2 separate regions of the Homo sapiens genome follow, and region 2 is linked to region 1. The links are chromatin contacts, found by Hi-C or POLR2A ChIA-PET in ENCODE. All regions are on one chromosome and are shown on one strand. Each heading gives the region's core, a stretch centred on a gene start or an enhancer-like site at or near the end of the contact. The rest is flanking DNA. Distances are from core to core; before and after follow the strand shown.

The links. Hi-C counts contacts between places; a loop is a spot of excess contacts on that map. ChIA-PET counts read pairs that join two places held with the same protein, here RNA polymerase II (POLR2A). Pooled maps may share reads with other maps.
Region 2: a pooled map shows a loop between it and region 1 (4-fold over the local background). The contact joins the promoter of DYRK3 here to the enhancer-like site in region 1. A Hi-C loop is called at or near these places in 1 of 168 maps with a recorded cell type or tissue (CD4-positive, alpha-beta memory T cell), 4 of 37 single-sample maps with no recorded cell type and 12 of 50 pooled maps. POLR2A ChIA-PET finds 5 or more read pairs at or near these places in 10 of 52 experiments (CD4-positive, alpha-beta T cell, GM12878, H1 and 7 more).

What each region holds. Positions count from the first base shown.
Region 1 is chr1:206,547,552-206,555,143 of GRCh38, forward strand. All of the region lies in intron 2 of RASSF5 (Ras association domain family member 5), which reads left to right. Among named protein-coding and RNA genes, the nearest start is that of RASSF5, 44 kb to the left of the region's middle. RefSeq lists a silencer at 4,670-4,719. Within about 2 kb of position 4,585, at least 4 of the 41 ENCODE cell types and tissues checked have a DNase peak (open chromatin) inside an H3K27ac peak, as active enhancers do; they include CD4-positive, alpha-beta T cell, where a contact is called at or near this core.
Region 2 is chr1:206,630,905-206,638,496 of GRCh38, forward strand. It overlaps DYRK3 (dual specificity tyrosine phosphorylation regulated kinase 3), which reads left to right and starts at 4,632. Exons shown (of 3, transcript NM_003582.4): 1 at 4,632-4,876; 2 at 6,746-6,857. The coding sequence starts at 4,800. DYRK3-AS1 (DYRK3 antisense RNA 1) reads right to left here and starts at 4,764. Exons shown (of 2, transcript NR_183645.1): 1 at 4,696-4,764; 2 at 3,292-4,079. RefSeq lists an enhancer at 418-487 and silencers at 4,492-4,911, 4,962-5,071.

The DNA of each region.
Region 1 (7,592 bases), core at 3,335-5,834:
CCTCCCACTGATTCTACATGATGGTGAGTTGTATAATTATTTCATTATATATTGCAATGTAATAATAATAGAAATAAAGTGCACCATAAATGTAATGCACTTGAGTCATCCCCAAACCACCAGCCCCACCCCAGTCCATGGAAAAATTGTCTTCCACAAAACCAGTCCCTGGTGCCAAAAAGGTTGGGGACCACTGCTATAAGCCCCTTACAATATTGTTACTATTTTATTTAAATGGCCAATTATATTTTAAAGAGATTTAAATGATAAGAAATTGTTTATTCATTTGGTTACCATTTCTGGTACTTTTTTTTCTTCTGGTAGATCCAGGTTTCCATCCGATATCATTTTCTTTCTGCCTGAAGGACTTTCTTTAACATTTCTTGTATTTGTGGGTGTGCTGATGATGAGTTTTTTCAACTTTCCATGTCTGAAAAAGTTCTAATTTCACCTTCCTTTTTGAGAGATTTTTATGGGATAGAAATTTCTAGGTTGGCACTTTTTTTCTTTCATTATTTTGAAGATGTTGCTTCACTACCTCCTCACTTGCATTATTTCTAACAATAAATTTACTGGTATCTTTATCTCTGCTCCTCTGTATATAACATATTCTTCTTTTTTCTTTTTATCGCTATGTATTAGTCTGTTTTGTGTTACTATGAAGGTATACCTGAGACTGGGCAATGTATAAAGAACAGAGTTTGACTCATGGTTCTGCAGACGGTACAAGCATGGCACCAACATCTGTTTGGCTTCTGATCAGGACCTCAGGAGGCTTTACTCATGGCGGAAGGTGAAGGGAGAGCAGGCATGTCACATGGTGAGAGAGGGAGCCAGAGAGAGAGGAGGAGGCGCCAAGCTCCTTTGAACAACCAGCTCTCACATGAAGGAACAATACGAGATGCTCATTACCATGGGGAGGGCACCAAGACATTCATAAGGGATCTGCCGCCTCAACCTAGACACCTCCCGCCAGGCCCCACCTCTAACATGAGGGGTCAGATTTCAACATGCGATTTGGAGGGGACAGATATCCAAACTGTATCACACTGGTTTTGAGCAATTGGTTACAATGTGCCTTTTGTACTTGTCTTTATGTTTCTTGTACTGGGTGTTCATTGAGTTTGTTGGATCTGTGGATTTATAGTTTTCACGAAAATTGGAAAAATTGGGGGCATTATTTCTTCAAATATTTTCATACCCCCCCACTCTGAGGATACCACTTACATGTATATTAGACTGCTTGAATTCGTTCCACAGCTTACTGCTCTGTTCATTTAAAAAATTCTCTTTTCTTTCTGTGGTTCATTTTGTTTTGTTTTATTTTGTTTTGAGACAGAGTCTCGCTCTGTTGCCCGGGCTGGAGTGCAATGGCGCGTTCTCGGCTCACTGCAACCTCTGTCTCCTGGGTCCAAGTGATTCTCCTGCCTTGGCCTCCCAAGTAGCTGGGATTACAGGTGCCTGCCAACGCTCCCAGCTAATTTTTGTATTTTTAGTAGAGACAGGGTTTCACTATGTTGGCCAGGCTGGTCTCGAACTCCTGACCTCAGGTGATCCACCCACCTTGGCCTCTCAAAGTGCTGAGATTACAGGTGTGAGCCACCATGCCTGGCCTGTGCTTCATTTTGGATCATTGCTATTGCTGTGTCTTCAAGTTTGTTAATCTTTTCTTCTGCAAAGTCTAATCTGCCATTAATCCCCATCTAGTATATTTCCCATCAAAGGCATTGTAAATTTCAACTCTAGTGGTTTGATGTGGATCTTTTAAATATTTTCCATTTCTCCTACTTAACTTTTTGAATAAATAGCATATACTTATTCAGACATTTCTCTGGGCTCCTCACAGCCTATCCCCTTCTACCCTAGAAGCAGTGGGCTGCCTGAGACACCAGAATTAGTGTCTTTGACCAATGCTAATATCTGTGTCAGTTGTGGTCAGTAGTCGAGACAGAGTCTCACTAAGTTGCCCAGGCTGGTCTTGAACTCCTGGCCTCAAGTGATCCTCCCACTTTAGGCTCCCAAAGTCCTGGGATTACAAGCATTAGCCACTGCACCCAGCCCTGTGGAAATATTCCTGAGTTTTGTTCTAGGACCCAGTTAAATTACTTAGAAGTTCGATCCTTTTTAAGGTTTTAAGAGCCTCTTTAAGATTTGTCAGGATTGGAATAGTCCTCAGTCTAGGGCTAATTATTTCCCACCACTAAGGTAAGACTCTCTGTGTACTCTACTCAGTGCCTAATAAATCATGAGGTTTTCTGGTATGGCTTGTAGGAACAGGCACTATTCCTGCCCTGTATGAGGGCAGACACTGTTACCTGTAATCCTTTTGGGCGGTTCTTTCTCTAGCCTTGGGTCATTTCTTCCCATGCACACACCGATCAGTAAGCACGCAGGTGAATACTATAGGGGCCTTTCTGCAGTTCTCTCTCTCTGCAGCTGTCTCCATTCAGTTACTCTGTCCTGTGAACTCGGGCTGCCTTTGTCTCCCTAGACTCGAGCAGCATCTCCTCAGCTTCAGGGGGTTTTCCAGGCTCCACCTTAGTACCCGCTCTGCACCACATCTGGGAGTAAACTGGGAGTAAATCTAGGGATCAACTCATTTGTTTCCTGTGTCTCGGGGATTGCTATTCCTCATTACCTGATAGCCAGTATTTTAAAAACCACTGTTTCATTAGTTGTATCCATTTTTTTGGTTGTTTTAATCAGGAGGATATATCTGAATCCTATTCCCTCATCTTTGCCAGAAGCAGAACTCCCCCAGGCACTGTTCTAATCCTGATTCGTACTAGTTCATTTAATACCCAGCCTTACGCATTGGGTAAATGCCTTGAGGGCAGGGATCCTATCTTTTGCCATTTAGTCTTCCTCATAATGCACTGGGCCTTGCACATAGTAGGTGCTGAAGAAGTCCTTCATTTTATTCGATTTTGAACTTGGATTTGTGGAGGTTTTTTGCATTCAGAATGCTGGTTCTCCCACTTATTATGACACTAGGAAAGTACATAACCTCTCTTAGCTATTACATGGGGACACCAGTGTGGTTGTTGTGGCAACTGTATAAAAGCACTTGTAAACTCCATGGAGCATGAACCTTGTTTGTTTACCAGTGTGTTCCCAGCACCTACCACAAGGAATATATATAATAGGACTGGCAAATAACATAGTTTCCCTTGCCCCTATGGTGTTTTAGAGCCTTCAGCCCAGCAGGCTGCTTGCCCTCTGTAGACACATTATCCTCAAGATAGCTATGGGTGTGAACAATGCTGCTCTCAGCATCTTAAAATATGGTAACGCTCCAAAATGGGGATTTTGTGTTGTACCCTGAGCACACAGGCACAAATCCATGTGCCTGCCCTGCTACCCAGTCCTAAGGCTGCTGACAGCCCCTTTCTGCCATCTTGGAGCAAGTTTAGCGCTCCCAGCTCTAAAATCTGGCTTTCTATAGCTTAATAACTTTATGATCTAGCAATCAATTGATATTGACAGAATCTTTTGTTATTCTGTGGCCACCAGAAATGAGAGGAACTCACCACCTTTAGTTGACATGGCAGGAATGTCAGGAAAGTCAGAAACTAGGGTCCCACATCTAATCTTTCCTGGTAGATGTGAGGGTGGGGAGCAGAATACATTAGACCCCACCTAGTCCCTCAGTCAGTATTTCCTTAGCTTCCAAACCCCAAATTTGGCACTGATTTCTTCTATTCTGACTCCTTCCCTTGATAAGAAGCTAATGGCTGCTCCCAGGGGATTCTAGAGGTGCCAGATGCACACCAGCCCACCTATATCTGCCAAGAGAAGGAGCCAGTCCCCCGCTCCCTCCACGTTACCCTGAGCGGACATCCTTCATTCTTACCCTGGCTAGGCCGTCCCATCTGGGACAGCTTTCTCCATGGCTCCTTCACAGACTCCTGCCACACTTTAGAAGCCAGAAGTGCTGGCCAAAGCTGTCAGTGATTCCTTTGCACTGGACAGCCGCCCTCACAGGAGCCTCTCCAAGGCCTATCTGACCAGCCCCAGATGGGCCCAGCCCACGCCAATGTATTTCTGATTAGGCAGAATGGAAATGCTTCCCAAAAAGGAGGCACCTGAAGTCCTGGCCACAAGGAGGGACAGAGCTCTGGTGCATATTTCTCTAGAAATCCTTAAACCCTGGAGACATTTCTCTGGGCTCTTCACAGCCTATCCCCTTTTACCCTAGAAGCAGTGGGCTTCCTGAGATGACCCCCAGGTGGGCTAGGCTAGCCCTGAGGCGAGAGGCAAGACCCTCCTTGCTAGATGTAGCAGTGCAATAGTTGTTCACATCTCACCCTGGTGACCATGCTGCCCGGGATGTTGGAGGATTGGCCCTGCCCAGAGAGGGGCACATCAGGGAGACGGCTGTTGATCAGAAATAGCTTTTGTCACTCTGTATTCTCACTAGGGAGGAAAATTAGAAGACAGAGCCCTTGGGCCTGACTCAGACCCTGACATGAGTTCTTGAGGGTGTGGACAACTGGGGTAACTCAGCTATCTTCAGTAGGTTCAGTGTCAAGGCCTATCGAAGCTGTTAGCCTGGCAGCCAATCAGAAGTGTGGTGTGGGTTAGCACCGCTGAGAAAGTGACTGTAGGGTGAGTCTAACCTAAATGGTGTGCCACCACTCACCTCTTACAACAGGAAGTCATCTGGGGAGACACCGAGCTCTCTGCTGTACACAGCCATTGAATGCTGAAAATTGCTACCCTAGGGATGGCAGCATCTTAAGATTCAACCCAGATAGGACATCTGGTTAAGGATGCTTCTCAGAGTCAGATGGAAGGTGTGGGAGGTATGGATGATATTGGGGAATATGTGTCAGGAAGTGGGGAGGACATAGGAGGAGGATTTTGACATCAGAGGAGAGAATAGCAAGAGCTAAGCCACAAGAGGGAAGGGTGGCTTCTGGGAATGTGGATCGAATTTTGTGCAGCTGTAATGAGGGTTGCTTGATTGCACCTGGAGATGGGTGTGAACTGTTGGCTGGGTGTGCACCGTGAAGGGTCTTGAAGGACCTGCTCAAGAGTTTGGAATAGGTGGCGGGAGTCGGTGGAGAAAGGACAATTGTAATGGAAAGTTACAGGGGCTCTGGGTTTGAATCTGATTCTACCATTTACTTGCTTGGGCGAGTTTACTCTGAAACTCAGTTCATTCATCTGCAAAATACCTTCTTGCAGGGTTCTGAGGATTAAGTGAGATAATGAAATGTGTAACTTTCATTCAGTAACTTTAGTAGACCGTCTTATTCAATGTTGTTCTCACTAGACTGTATATTATTAGAAGGTAGGGACTGTGTCTTATTCATGCCCAAACTCAGACACTCAGTCTAGTGCTTGCCTGAAGAAAGTGCTCAGTAAGGCTGGGCGCGGTGGCTCACACCTGTAATCCCAGCACTTTGGGAGGCCGAGGCAGGCAGATCACGAGGTCAGGAGATCGAGACCATCCTGGATAACACAGTGAAACCCTGTCTCTACTAAAATACAAAAAATTAGCCGGGTGTGGTGGCGGGCGCCTGTAGTCCCAGCTACTCAGGAGGCAGAGGCAGGAGAATGGCGTGAACCTGGGAGGTGGAGCTTGCAGTGAGATGAGATCGCGCCACTGCACTCCAGCCTGGGTGACAGAGAAAGACACTGTCAAAAAAAACAAAAAACAAGAAAAGGGCTCAGTAAATATTTGCTAAGTGAAAGAAAGAATAAGCAAGTAGAACTTGATACATAGTAATTATTCAATAATTTTTTGTTGAAATCTGAATGGAAGTTGTTATGGTACCATGATCAGATCTTCATCTCAGAAGGGTAACTGTGGCAATAAAAAGGTAGGGGGTTTGGAGGAGGCAGAGATAGAAACATGGGGAACTCTTGGAAGGCTTTGCACTAATCTCAGTTAATGGCACTCATCAAGACAGGAAATACTACGGGAGGAAAAGAAGGAGCAGGTAGCGGACAAGGGAGGGAATAACAAACTCAATCTTGACCCTGTTAAGAGTGAAACTCCAATAGGAAGGGCTGGGTACTCAGTGAGCTGTTACAGGTACCCACCTGGAGATACCTGGGAGAGAAAGAATTATGAGCCCTGAGTCTGTTAGGTGTGGTTGATACCAGTGGCATAGGTGAGACTTACCCCCCAAGGAGAGCAGGGGTACACAGGGGGAGAAGAGAAGACCCCAGGAAGCTGAAAGGAAGACGGGGGCATAGTCAGATGGAGAAAGTGGTTCCTAACTTGTTTGTAATGGACTATAATTTCAGGCATGTGGTTATTATGAGAGTAATCACAGAGGTAAACCATGAGGCCGCAGAGTATAGAGTTCAAGGACTTGGGTTCTGGAGTCAGACCCAGCGGAATTGATATCTGGCTCCACCATTAACTAACAGTGTGGATATGTGCAAGTAACTTCACTTGCCTTAACCTCCTTTTGCTTTCTGTAAAATATAGATAATAACTGTAGCTTCCTCATAGGTTTGTTGTAGGGCTTAAATGAAATTATGAACAAATTATTAGTACAGTGCCTGCACATACTAGCTAACGGTGATTTCAAAATATGTCTCAGGGGTGCGGTGGCACCTTGCCCTGGTTTTCAGCCTCTCTATATGCCACTACATCTGATCATAAGGTCATAAGGCCCTAAATCTGATCTCCACTGCTGCTACCCTTCAACTGGATAGTTGAGGAAACCTGATGTCCATAGTTGCTCAAGATACCATATCAAGCTGGAGTTGGAGCTGGGACTAGAATACAAGCTCCTGACTTCCAGTCCTGTATCACAGCTTTTCTGGTACATGCAGAACTACAGGGTGGATCTTACAAGAGGATCTGGCCACATGACAGGATTGTATCTGAGAAAGGAAAAAAGCTTAAAATAATGTCTTTCATCATCTAACACTTTGAGTTAGGAAAGTGGCCCATTCATCATTTCAATGGGGCTTTCTGAACCCCAGCACGACGCCATGGATTTAGGGCTCTGGCTGCTACAGCTTTAGATCCAGCCTCCTCTTCCTAAGTCCAGGGACAAGAATAGCCAGTTCCCATCCTTTGTGCGATCACATCTCAGGGCCTTAAAGGCTCTTGCTCAGACTCTTCCATGCCCCCTCCCTCTTACCCTGGCCAAGCTATCACTATTATTGATTATTCATAGGGAAGAGGTCCAGAGGTTCAGACAGGGCCATTAGATGCTTCAGGGAGTCCTGTCTTCCTTCCTTTGAGACCCTGGGGCTTCAGTCTGGATTTTTCCTCCTGGAGGCTGGCCAACTTTGGTATATTATATATGATCTTTGTATATTTCTTCTAGTCCTAAAGTCCCTGCCAGCACAGTCTCTGTTTTGCTGACTTCTTACACATGGCTTTCTTCCCAACCTAGATTCACTGACAGCTGGGACAGGGTAGGGAAAGAGACATTAACTAGAAGTCAAGAGGCTTTGAAAGTAATGAGCTGTGATGGAACAAGTTACTTCCCTCAGTTTCCTTATCTATAAAATGGGCATAGTACCTGCTCTTAGGATAAAAGAGTAGCCTGGGGGAAATAATGGATGTTAAAAAGGTTTGAAAGACCCTATTCAGATGTCAGATTTTCATAAGGTTTGGA
Region 2 (7,592 bases), core at 3,382-5,881, 83 kb after region 1:
ATGAACAACAGCCACAATAAAAATATGAGCAGAGATCCTTACCAAGAAACTGTTCATCATTAGATCTGGTGGGATGGAGGGTAGGCATAATTGGTATTTTTCAAAAGTACCCCTATCATTTATTTATTGCCATACCCCAAAGCTTAGTGGCTTAAAGTAATCATTTTATTTGCTCATAATTCTCAAGGGGCTGTTGATTTGGGTGGGGTGCAGCCAAGAGGTTCTTCTGCTAGCTTTACGTGGAACTCTCATATGGCTGCTGTCAGCTGGCAACTCAGCCAGGTGGCTTCCCTCACTTGTCTGGCAATTGGTATTAGCTGAGGACTACAGAAATCCAGCTCAGACTTGTCCACATGGTGGCAGCATCTAAGAGCAAGAGAGAAGAAGCTGTAAGGGGGGTCTCCTGAGGCCTAAGCGCCTAAATTCCTCACGTGTTATTGGTCAAATCAAGTCACGTGGCCAGTCAGCTTCAAGAACCAGGAAAATTGTTTCCTCTACTCCCTGGGAACAGCTGCAAAGGATGTGCTATGTTTAATCTATTACAGTACCCAAGGTTCCTAAGCTTTAATGCAACAAATTACAAATTTAGTGGCTTGAAACAAGGAAAATTTATTATCTTACAGTTCTGGAAGTCAGAACTCCTAAAATTGAGGTGTAAGCAGAGATTCGTTCCTTCTGGAAGCTCTAGAAGAAAATTTGTTTCCCTGCCTTTTCCAGCTTCTAGAGGCCACCTTCATTCCTTAACTCACGGCCCCCTCCTCCATCTTCAAGACCAACAACAGCATCTTCAAATCTCTTTCCCTCTCTGACCTCTGTTCCATGGTCACATTTCCCTCTCTGACCCTCCTGCTTTCCCCTTCCATCCTTTTTTTTTAGATGGAGTCTCACTCTGTCACCCAGGCTGGAGTGCAGTGGCGTGATCTCTGCTCACTGCAACCTCAGCCTCCTGGGTTCAAGTGATTCTCCTGCCTCAGCCTCCCGAGTAGTTGGGACTACAGGCACACACCACCATGCCCAGCTAATTTTTGTGTTTTTAGTAGAGACGGGGTTTCACCATGTTGGCCAGGGTGGTCTCGAACTCCTGACCTCAGGTGATCCGCCCACTTCGGCCTCCCAAAGTGCTGGGATTACAGGCATGAGTTACTGCACCTGGCCTCCCCTTCCATCTTAAAAGGACTCCTGTGATTACAGTGGGCCCACTCAGATAATCTAGGAAAATCACCCCATCTCAAGATCCTTAACTTCATCACATTTGCTAAGTCCCTTTTTGTCAAGTAAAGTGACATATTTACAGATTCTTGGAATTAGGATGCGGACATCTTTGGGGAACTATCATTCTGCTTACCATCTTCAGAATCTTAAATCAAGAGAAACTATGTCACAGAATTCAAGGGTCCAGTGGTCTAGCCTGGGCTAGCCTGCCAGGCTCAGGGAATACAGGTGGAATACAGGCAGTCGAGGGGCTGAGTTTTTCAACCAAACAGACCAGGGTTTGAATTTCAGTTCATCACTTACTGGCTGGGTGACCTTGGGCAAGTTATTAAACTCTGAGACTGTTTTCTGAAGTGTAGGATGGAGATAATACCTATCTCACGGGACTACTGTGAGTTTTAAATGAGCAAATATGTTAAAGTGCTTCAGATAGTGCTTGGAACATAATAAATACTTAGCAAATGGTAATGATGATTAGAAAGACTCCTGGTTTGGTTTCAAGATTTCAGAAATGAAGCTTCATAGGACCCCTCAGGGCTATAGGTGGAACTGGTCACGCTGACTTAGGAGGAACAAGTGGAAAAAGATGGCAAAAGTTTTGGAAAAGAAAAATAGGTGAAGAGTTTGTGATAATAAGGACAACCTTTAGGGTTTAGGAGACACAGAACTAAGTGTGTCTTAGTTGTAGCTGTACTACAGCACTGCGGGCATGGCTTTTGTTTGCTTTGTTAATAAGGGGCATTTTTCAAATCTTGGTGGAGAGGGGAGGGCATAAGAACAGGAGATGCCTGAGGTATAGAAGAGAGACAGTTTTCTGAGGCTCCAGAAAAATAAGCCATGGCTTTAGTGTTCCAGTGAGCTAGATTTCAGTGTTTCTGAAAAAAATAGCAAGTATACATTTCAGGAACACGGGTCAATTTGAGGTTAACATAGCTTGAGGAAAAAAGTAAGTTTCACTGGTTCTCTCCAGTGATTTTTAAAAAATATTTTCCAATTCTGTGATGCACATGTCACAGTAGGCATTATGGCACATTTTGCTGTACAGAAATGTCAATGAAACTTGTCCAAACTTAACATAACCTACTAACAGCTATTTTATCACAAAATTCCAGGTAAATGTGGCCACGGGGATGTTTTCTTAATCTGTGCATTTGAAACTTTGATCACATTGTGAATGTCCCAGTGGGTTTTTAAGATCCTGGAATAGTTGCATCTTTTTTACTGTTGTTTATTTCCTTAGTCAATGTATTAGAACTTGCAGGTACCTTATTTTGCAGATGTCTTGGAATTGGCTTCAAAGGACAGACATGCATCTTATATGACTTTTGGCTAATTCATGGTGGGTAAATCTGACTTTAACTGCATGGAGAATGATAATGGTGATTTTAAACTACTCTTGAATGAGGCTTTGGAGGGGAAGAAAGGGCATGAATGATGTGGAAGCTGCTTGGGAGCTGGAGGGGACAGGGCAGCGCTCAGCAGGGGTGTGGAGGCTCCTGCCAGATCCCTTATGGGACGTTAACCCCATCATACAGGGGATCTTTGAAGAAACATTGGGTCACTAAGGTCAGAGATTTATGAAGCTCCAGCACCCTCGAGGAGTCCTCTTTCCCTTGACCATGGGAACAATAGGCGAAAGACAAAGGCGGCCTCTGTATTTCCCACCTTAGGAGCAAGAAAGGGAGCAGGAACCCTTCCACTTGGCTCTGGAAGATGTGTCTTAAGCACAGACTGCGGATGCAATCCTCTCACGAGCAGTGATTCAGAATGAGGTAAGAAATCATGTGGGGGCAAGTCTCATTCAACTGTTTAGGGAGGGCAGTAAAGTGGTCTGAGGTGTCTACATAAGTACTGAGAACGGGGATTATTTAATAGAATTTTGCAATCTTAGAGCTGGAAGGGACTTCAACAGTAACCTCGTCCAATCTTTGCGTTGCCATGGAACTCTTTCTTCAAACAAAAGCTTCGTAAGAGCCCAAATACAAACCCCTGTGAAAGCAGAATTGCTCTGGTTGCAAAGTGGGGGAAGGGAGAGACAAAAAGAAAAAGTTTATTTATAAAATAAACTTTAAAAAATCATCATGGAAGAAAACTTTTTTATTTATATGTATATCATAGAAAGGCTAAAGTAACATTGATCACAAAAAATAAAATTCCCCAAACCAATAGATTATTAGTTTATACAGTGAAGATACTTTGGCTCTTTAGGGACATTTTTACTTGGAGTCACGAGAACAGAGAATATGACTTTTAGTCACACGGAAATGAGCCTTGGATGGGAATTTTTAAGATTTATGGGAACTGTGTGCTATGCTGATTTGGGACAATAAGCGTTCTAGTCCCACCAGGTGGCGCCCGCGTTCGGCATTCTGAGAACGTTTGGTGTCTTCTGGACTCCAGAATCTGGACGGTCCGACCGCCTCGTGCTTGGTGGGTTTACAAACTCTGACTGGTTCTTACCACCCATCTAACAGGAAATTTTTTTTTTTTAAAAACAAACCAACCCATAAAACATCTGACCAGATGCCACACTCAAGAAAACACTTGTATTCGGGTGTTTTAACCTCCAACGATGGAAATCTGCTTAACATTGGTGTTTCTGAGGTGTCTTAGCATCAGAAAAGGAAAAAGACACATATACACACATTCTAAGGAAAAAGTCAGGAAGGGCCTTGCAGAGGTAGGTCCTGGTGCGGCAAGAGGACGGTTAGGCGTTAGAAGCTTCTAGTTCAGGCTTTGCCGCTTCATGCTCATGAGGAAGCGCGGCTCCTTTGGCCTCAGTTTCCTGCGCTGCCTTCCCGTCTGTGGCTGACTGTTGCAGGGTAGTCAGACAAAGGCCCAGCTTCTATTCTGCATCCCAGCTAAGTCTGTAAAAGACGAAAGTCGTCGGGTACCTCCGTTACTGAGATCAAATGTTCATAAATGGAAGCATCGTGTCAATAAATGGGTTTATTATTATTGCTTTCTTATGTAACTCACCAACCCCCGGAGGGCCGTCCCCGCGGTGGGAAAGCCTAAAACAATACACATATGTTTTCACTAATTTAAAATTCATATTGAAGCGGGACGTTTTAGAACTTCCAGGACGCAACGTGCTATTAAGGGACCGTGAGGGGCGGGCAGCCCTTCTGAGATCGCGGGCTAACTGCTACTTTCACCCCTCCTTCTCCGGACCCCTCTCTCCGTCTACAGCTCGCGCCAGGGACCCAAACAGCCTAGGCCGCGAGCTCCTCGCCTCCAACCTCCCGCCTCCCGCGCCAGTACTAGCACCCGCTAGGAGCGCCGCGTGGCCTTTACCGGCCACGGGCCCCGCCCCTGTGCGTCAGCCCGTAGCTGCGCCGAGGCGTTTCCCGGGGGCGTGCCGCGGTTGCTAGGCGACCAGACCGCTCCCCCTCCCGCCCCTGGAGCTGCGTCTCCCCACTTCCCAGCCGGGGCCAGTCGGGAGCGAAAGTGCGCTGAGCTGCAGTGTCTGGTCGAGAGTACCCGTGGGAGCGTCGCGCCGCGGAGGCAGCCGTCCCGGCGTAGGTGGCGTGGCCGACCGGACCCCCAACTGGCGCCTCTCCCCGCGCGGGGTCCCGAGCTAGGAGATGGGAGGCACAGCTCGTGGGCCTGGGCGGAAGGATGCGGGGCCGCCTGGGGCCGGGCTCCCGCCCCAGCAGCGGAGGTAACGGCGCCACGGGGTAACGGGCTGGAGGCGCCACAGGGAGCGGCTGGCGCTGGCAAGCGAAGCTTGGGGGTGGGGAGGAGGTAGAGTGAGCCCTCAGTAGGAGGGACGAGGGCAGGGGTCTGACTGCCTCCCCGGGACCGCCCCCACCTCCTCTCTATCAGGGCCCCCTCCCCCCATCCCTGTCTCACCGGGCGCGGGGGACGGGGCTAGAGCGGAGTTAGAGCAAGAAGAATTTCCACCCCTGGATTCCCTCTGAAACCCTAGATCGGGGTATATGTTAAGGGATTACGAAAATCTAGGACTTTTTGTGGGGCTTTTTATTAAAGGGGGGGAGCCCGGGAGCAATACCTTGGAAAGAAGCCCTGTTGCTTAGAGCGGATAACCAACGGCTGAACTCTTGGGGTTTGCTGTGAGGGGTGCGGTCTAGCTTCGAATGTACAGGTTATGGGCTATGCTGGGTACGGCTTTCTCCGGATCCTATTTTGAGAGATTCCCCACCTTGCGTTGTATTTTACACCTAAATGGAGAGAAGAGACCCTTGCTCCCCGCTTTATTTGCATGCAGACTCTTGTTAATTTCCTCTGGCTGTTAGTCACTAGGCAATTTTGCACGTTTTCTTTTTCTTTATATATGTGGACGCCTATCCTGGTTTGTTTTATCAGGCTTATGGCAAAGGGTCAGTCACATCCAGAATATTTGGTTTCTGTTGGTGAAGCCATTCCCTGTTAAAAATATAAATAATTCTATCAGAATGTGAGCATGTTTTTAAAAAGAGCATTCCAAAAATATTTGTAGCGGTTTTTTTCCCTTTATATTTTTATAACACATCTATAAAGAAAACTCTAGAATGAATTTCACAAAACAGTTTTTAAGGTGACCAGAATATTCCAGGATATTTTAAAAGACGTTAAAAAATTATTCCTCTGCAACATCATCATTGTTATATTCATAGTGTATCATGTAAAATGATACAATGAAATGCTGATGTGTGTAACTGGGAAATCCGTGTTCTTGGTAGCAGATGAAATACATTATTCAGGGCCATCTTGTGGATTAAATAAATCCTCTCCGTCTTTTGTGTTCCCTTACAGTGGTGGAGCCACAGTGTTAAAGAACAGAGAAGTGATCCTTAATCATTTAGAATTTTGCCTCCACCATCCACCAGAAAATGAAGTGGAAAGAGAAGTAAATTCAATACATTTTATAATTTAGAGCATCCTTTTAGCGTTTGCTGTAGTACTTACTGTATTTTTCTGCAGGTTAGGTAGATGTAAGTAGGTAAGTAAGTAAATGAATAAAGAGAAGACAGCCTTAAAAAGGCCTTTTATTTCTTGCCTGTAAGACCCAGAAGTGTGAAGACTGGAGCTAGTCTTCCCATTAACATGGGGAAGACAGGCTCAGAGGAGAAGGTAGCACTGGGGAAGACAGGCTCAGAGGAGAAGGTAGCACAGCCAGTGTTAGAGCTGAGATTAGAATCCAAGTCTCTGACTTGAGAAACTATTACCTCTGTTAGTTTTTTCTGGTCTGTTTTTTTCTCTGTGAGCTTCAGTTTCAAACTAGCCTTTATTTTCAAGTAGTAAGTTATTATGAGATCCTTCTGATAGTCCTTATTGTGTTTAACAACATTCAGAAGGACTTGTTTCAACTGTTTTAAAATACAAACCTAGAAATGCTGTCCTTGAAAAACAAAAGTTGGATTTCCTCTGTACCTCTTCCAAATACCCCAGTTGTTTGTATTCAGTGCCAAAATGTAGTGTAGACATTTATTTCTATTACTGTTCCTTGTAGCAGATATGAAGCAGTTAAGACATAGGATTCTATATTCTTCAGTTCCTGACAGATTTTGTCTGTAATCCTTTTAACTAGGTTGGGGGATGGTGTCTATGACACCTTCATGATGATAGATGAAACCAAATGTCCCCCCTGTTCAAATGTACTCTGCAATCCTTCTGAACCACCTCCACCCAGAAGACTAAATGTAAGTAAAAGAAGTCATTCTTTGTACATGAATTGTTTTGGAAAGGAGGAAGTGCTACTTAATGCTCAAGGTACACTTATGTATCACTGACAACCAGACTTTTTTTTGGTTTATTTTTGATTTCTCTTGACTTTGGAATAACAATGTCTGTGGTCCAAATTTAGCTTTTCAGAATGATTTCAGTTTGGAGCTCACCTTTTTATTTCAGTTTCCACTGGGATAAATATATAGCACTAGGAAAAAAATAATATGCTACTTTTATTTAGGTAATGCTTATTTTTGTATAGGATGATATACACCTAGTATTACAAAGGCTCCTTTTAACAAAAATAAGAAACAGAAAACATGTCAGAATTCATAGATCTGCAGGAGTTTTTTTTCCCCTGCACGGTGGAAATGCAGTCTTCGTTTATTAGTATACTAAAGAGAACCATTTTATAGATAGATGATAACTACAACAGTTTGGTTTTTAATGCACTTAATCATTTTGGGGACTGCAGACACTTAGCTTTTTTTTTTTTTTTTTTTTTTTTGAGGTGGAGTCTCTCTCTGTCACCCAGGCTGGAGTGCAATGGCATGATCTTGGCTCACTGCAACCTCTGCCTCCCGGGTTGAAGTGATTCTCCTGCCTTAGCCTCCTGAGTAGCTGGGATTACAGGCGCGTGCCACCACGCCTGGCTAATTTTTGTATTTTTAGTAGTCAGGGGTTTCACCATGTTGGTCAGGCTGGTCTTG